2 separate regions of the Mus musculus genome follow, and region 2 is linked to region 1. A link is a contact called in ENCODE Hi-C or POLR2A ChIA-PET data. All regions are on one chromosome and are shown on one strand. Each heading gives the region's core, a stretch centred on a gene start or an enhancer-like site at or near the end of the contact. The rest is flanking DNA. Distances are from core to core; before and after follow the strand shown. Region 1 holds the start of Vars (valyl-tRNA synthetase). Region 2 holds the start of Abhd16a (abhydrolase domain containing 16A).

Region 1 (2,700 bases), core at 46-2,545:
CCCAAAGACAGACTTGGGAATGCTTGGCACACCAGTGCGTTCGTTCCGAGCCATTCAGTTAGAGCGAGACCTAATTTAAAGACACACACACACACACACACACACACACACACACACTCCAAACGTAGTGAAAACAGCAAAACCACGCTCCACTCCCGGGCGCTCATGTATCACACCCCCGGAGGAAGGAAGAGATTTCATCATCTTGCATTCTCAGACATAGAAGACCAAGGCTCGAGAAAAAGTGTTCCCAAAGTTACTACACCAGGTGGCAGGCAGAGATGCGACCGCCTGACAACCGACTTTTTTCGTGGGATTCTTCCCAATCCTGTTTGTGTAGTCAGAATTTCTCCCTTTTTCTTCCCTCTCACCTGGGGATCCTGACCAGGACCTCGAAGTCCCAGGGCAGGCAGGGTCGCCCCGCAGGCAGCGGGTATGAGCTCCGTGTCAGCATAACTGACCCACTGCTGGACCAGGACAGCTGCCCGGCTGCCCCCGGGTCCCCCCAGGCCTGCAGGCCACAACAGCTGAGCTACAGCCGGGGCCCCCCACACCCACAGGCCGCCAGGTCCCTGCTCCAGGGCGGGCAGGCGAGGCGGAGGGAATGGAGTCCGGCTGCTCGGGGGAGGCTGCAAGCAGATGCGGGGGTGAGGGCCTCCCCACCCGGGACCGTCACCAGCTTCCCCGTATCGGGCAGCGATGAGGGCTCGGAGGCTGGGGAAGGCGTCGGGGTGAGGAGAGACGTAGAGGATGGACATGGCTGTGCAGGGTCCGAACGCGGTGCAGTGACCTGAGGAGAGACCCGGCAGATTGAGGAGGGGACCTGAGCACGTGCTGCAAGGTACGCAGGCGCCCGGCCGGACCCTAGGCCTGGCCGAGCAGCCGCCAGCAGCGCCTAGAGGAGGAGGCGGGACCCCGATCGCCCGCCCCCTCGGGTTGGAGAGGGGAGGCCGCGCCGCGTGTACGTACTGAAGGCGGCGATCACACTCGGCCGGCTACGGCCGCGGCCCCACAGGGCGGCCGGGGTGGAGGTGGCGGGCAGCGGAGGCAGCTCTCCCGCTGCGGGAGAACGCGGCCGGGACAGCGGCACCCACGTGTCCCCCCCTTTGTGACAGCGCACGTTTCCGGACTCGGGTCCTCGCAGGGCTGCCGGGCCCCGCCTGTGCGTGCGCGATCCCGAGGGTCCGTGCGCGGCCCACCGCTGCCGGACGGGTCAAGCAGGGGCCAGAGTGGCTCGTGCAGCACGGAGACGGGAACCCGCGTGCCGGGACGAGCCTGGGTCTGGGTCAGGCGCCGCCGCGGGCAGCCCGTGGCCCTCGGGTCAGGCGCCGCCGCGGGCAGCCCGGGGTCTTCGTGTCTAGAGCGCGGGAAAACGAAAGCCCTAGTGTCTGGAGTGCGTGCTTGGTCCCAGGTTTCCGCCTTTTGCAGGGCGAGCTGCAGAATCTCGGGCTGCTCCAAGTGAAAGACCCCACCATAAGGCTTAGCAAGTTAGCTGCAGTAACGCCATTTTGCAAGGCATGATAAAGTACCAGAGCTGAGTTCTCAAAAGTTACAAGGAAGTTTAGTTAAAGAATAAGGCTGAATAATACCGGGACAGGGGCCAAACAGGATATCTGTGGTCAAGCACCTGGGCCCCGGCTCAGGGCCAAGAACAGATGGTACTCAGATAAAGCGAAACCAGCAACAGTTTCTGGAAAGTCCCACCTCAGTTTCAGGTTCCCCAAATGACCGGGAAATACCCCAAGCCTTATTTAAACTAACCAATCAGCTCGCTTCTCGCTTCTGTACCCGCGCTTTTTGCCCCCCAGCCCTAGCCCTATAAGAAGGGTAAGTACTCCACACTCGGCGCGCCAGTCATCCGATAGACTGAGTCGCCCGGGTACCCGTGTTCCCAATAAAGCCTTTTGCTGTTGCATCCGAATCGTGGCCTCGCTGATCCTTGGGAGGGTCTCCTCAGAGTGATTGACTACCCAGCTTGGGGGTCTTTCACAAGCAGTGCCTGGCTGCTGGGAGCTGTTGCTGTAGGGAATGAAAGGTTGGTAATTCCCTGGCGTTGGTAAATGCACCGTGCGTTCCGCGTCTCTTGCTTGTATTTATCTTATGCTTTTAGAAAGCGTACTGATGGGGTGTGCTCAAGGCCATGTCAGGCTTTTGGTAACGGAGTGCACCGCCAGTTCGCGGAAGATCCTCGGATCTAACCCAGGTAAAACAGGAAAGGGGCTCTAGGTGCTGAGCGCTCACTGCCTGACATGGAGTCACGTGAAGGAAGGGCAGGGGACCCAAAGGCAGAAGCACTCCAGCTGGTCTACTAAAGCTCAAACCTAGAGGGAAAACATAAGTTCGCAGTGCTTTTGAGAGGCCACTGCTAGCCTGGCAGTGGTGGCGCATGCCTTTAATCCCAGCACTTATGAGTGTGAGGCAGAGGCAGGCGGATTTCTTGAGTTCGAGGACAGCCAGAGCTACACAGAGAAACCCTGTCTCGAAAAACCAAGAAAAAAAGAAGAAGAAAAGAAAGGGGGGTTGGGGGAGAAAGGCCTGTTGGGATAATCTCTTGTGTACTGTGTAAAGTTGTCTTTGTATTATTCAAAAGTACACGGAGAGAGAAATCAGGCAGAAAAACTTCATGCCAGCTGTAGACAAGAGTGCTTACAGGTCCTTTACAAGGTACAGAAATGGATTGGGCCAAACATGGCAGATCTA
Region 2 (2,771 bases), core at 162-2,661, 88 kb before region 1:
GTTGCCAGGGAGGATAGGTCACTAGGGACTGCAAGACTCAGAGACCTGCAGCCGATCCCAAAGGTAAATTTGTTATCCTTAGGGCTCAAACTGCTCTGGAAAAAGCTTATGGTACACAAAGGGGACTTCCTAAGGGAGAATGCCAACGGTAGGCACTTGGGATACGCTGGTCCTCTGTGCAAGCTCTGCTGTACAGGGCCCAGAGCACCCCTCACCTCCTGGGGTGTTGCCTTCTCCAGGGCTGGGTTTGACTGGCAGATGCTGGGACTGACTTACCAGTGCCAGGATGCTGTCTGCATGTTTCTCCAGGGCCCGAGGCTGATAATACGTATCCTGCCAAAACAGATGGCCTGTTAAGGACCTTGCCAGCTGACAGGCCCTTCCTCCCTTCCAGAAGCCCTAACCTGTGTCACCTGGTTCTAGCCTCTGTGGCCATTTCTCCTGGGATACTCCTGTTTCTGCTGAAGCTTCAACTCCCCCCCCCTGACATTTCACCCCTCACCCTGAAAGCAATCACGGGGTGCTAGGCTTGGAAGCAAAAGTGAAAGCAGCATTTGGAAAACCGGTCCTTTTTTTCCCCTGAAACTCCATACAGATATGATTGTGTCACTATGGGGAGAGGAGTAAAATTGAAAATGAGAGACTCCATGACAATTCTAAGAGGGAAGGAATAGCATTTGATGTAAGTCGATTCCGGGAAAAATGTCGCTAAGTGTGGGCACTTCGGAAAGCCTCCTAAACATAATTTGCAACCAATAAAAACAAAAACATTTTGGAGAGCAAACTACCACCCTGAATGCAAGACCCTGGTTTTCAGGCTAGGTTTGGGGGCACAAGGCGCACAAGTAAATACATGACATGAAGTCATTTTTGAAACTGAAAAGTCAGGTTAAAGAGAAAGTCAACAGATCCTGGGAGAAATTGGGAGTAGGTGGGCAAAAGCCAGTGCGCGCAGGGGACTCCAAACTCAACTGGGACCAGCCATTCGGGGGACGCGGAGGGGGAAAAAAAAAAGCAAGCGTGGTGGTGGGTGTGAGGAAGAGTTCCTCCAAAGCCGTAAAGAGAGGCGGCGGCTGGGCCCTGCGTGACTGGGAGGGGGCCGGGAAGCGCCCGCAGGCGGACTGCGTGCGCGACCGCCACTTGACAAGCGGGCTCCCCCGTTTCCCACAGTGGGCGCGCCGGGCGAGCGCAGCGCAGCGCGGTCTGGACCATACCATGCTCTCCGCCGGGGGGAACCCGACTCACCCAGGAGCTGGACGAGGCGGCGGGGACGGCAGTGGGAGTCTCGGGGACGCTGGACGCGGCCCGGTCCGTGTCCCTCTCCCGGTAGATCTTGTAGAGCCGGGGGCCGAGGACGCAGCTCAGGAGCTTCGCCATAGCCCCGGCTCGGGCCGCTGTCCCTCGGCCTCAGGTCCCCGCCGGCCCCGCCCGTAGTCTCCTGGGCGCTGCGTGCGTGCCTGTGTGCGTGCGTGACGTCAGCACGTATCCGCTCGCCCCGTGGCAGGGTCCAGCCTGACGTTCTCGCCACGAGAGGAGTGTTCAGCGCAGTGGGCGACGGTCTACAGTTAGTTAGAGCTGTTCTGAATAGAGAAACTTAAGAAAATGAATGCCCCAGGTGGTTACTTTTTTTTTTTTAAAGATTTCTTTATTTATTATGTGAGTACACTGTTACTGTCTAGAGACACACCAGAAGAGGGCATCAGATCTCATTACAGATGGTTGTGAACCACCATGTGGTTGCTGGGATTTGAACTCATGATCTTCGGAAGCGCAGTCAATGCTCTTAACCGCTGAGCATTTCTCCAGCCCCCACATTTTTTTTTTGGTTTTTCGAGACAGGGTTTCTCTGTGTAGCCCTGGCTGTCCTGGAACTCACTCTGTAGACCAGGCTGGCCTCGAACTCAGAAATCTACCTGCCTCTGCCTCCCCAGTGCTGGGATTAAAGGCGTGCACTACCACGCCTGGCTTCACTTTTTTTTTTTTTTTAAACCCTATCCCTTAATGTCAGCATGTTCTGGAACGATCACTGGGTGAGAGTAGGAGCATTTGACAAGAACTTCAAGAAAAGAGGCTAGTGTCTGGATTTGTAGCTCAAGTATAGAAAACTTTGCTTAACATGCTGAAAGCCCTGGGTTACACACACACACACACACACACACACACACACAGATCTAGGGATGTATCCATTAGAAGAAATAGCAGGATTCTTCTGAAGAATTCTATTTAAATTTTTTTTTATTTTATGTATATGAATACACTGTAGCTGTTTTCAGACACACCAGAAGAGGGCGTCTGATCTCATTACAGATGGTTGTGAGCCACCATGTGGTTGCTGCTGGGACTTGAACTTAGGATCTCTGGAAGAGCAGTCAGTGCTCTTAACCACTGAGCCATCTCTCTAACCCAAGAATCTTTTTTTTTTTTTTTTAAGTTTTTGAAAGAAGTAATCTGCCCGATGTAGTGCCACATGCTTTTAATCCCAGCACTTGAGAGACAGAGAGAGATGGGTGTGTTGACAGATTGGCCTCTTGAGTTCCAGGCCACCCTAGTCTACGTATGTAGTGAGTTCCAGGCCACTCAGGGCTATATAGAGAAACCTTGTTCAAAGTGCTAGGATTGGTGGTAAAGGGCTCTGGCTGCTTTTCGAGATGTCCTACATACAATTCTCAGCAACCACATGGTGGCTTACGATCTGATCCCCTCTTCTGGCATGCAGATATACAAGCAGATGGAGTACTTATATATGTAGAAATAAATCTTAAAGTGCTAGG

What was found. Hi-C counts contacts between places; a loop is a spot of excess contacts on that map. ChIA-PET counts read pairs that join two places held with the same protein, here RNA polymerase II (POLR2A).
Region 2: POLR2A ChIA-PET joins it to region 1 with 12 read pairs in Patski. The contact joins the promoter of Abhd16a here to the promoter of Vars in region 1. A Hi-C loop is called at or near these places in 1 of 37 maps with a recorded cell type or tissue (left cerebral cortex). POLR2A ChIA-PET finds 5 or more read pairs at or near these places in 3 of 5 experiments (Patski and embryonic stem cell).

Annotation. Positions count from the first base shown.
Region 1 is chr17:34,999,502-35,002,201 of GRCm38, reverse strand. It overlaps Vars (valyl-tRNA synthetase), which reads right to left and starts at 1,295. Exons shown (of 30, transcript NM_011690.3): 1 at 970-1,295; 2 at 372-790. The coding sequence starts at 758. It overlaps D17H6S56E-5 (DNA segment, Chr 17, human D6S56E 5), which reads left to right and starts at 1,456. Exons shown (of 2, transcript NM_033075.3): 1 at 1,456-2,035. The coding sequence starts at 2,029.
Region 2 is chr17:35,087,931-35,090,701 of GRCm38, reverse strand. It overlaps Abhd16a (abhydrolase domain containing 16A), which reads right to left and starts at 1,411. Exons shown (of 20, transcript NM_178592.3): 1 at 1,246-1,411; 2 at 277-333. The coding sequence starts at 1,377.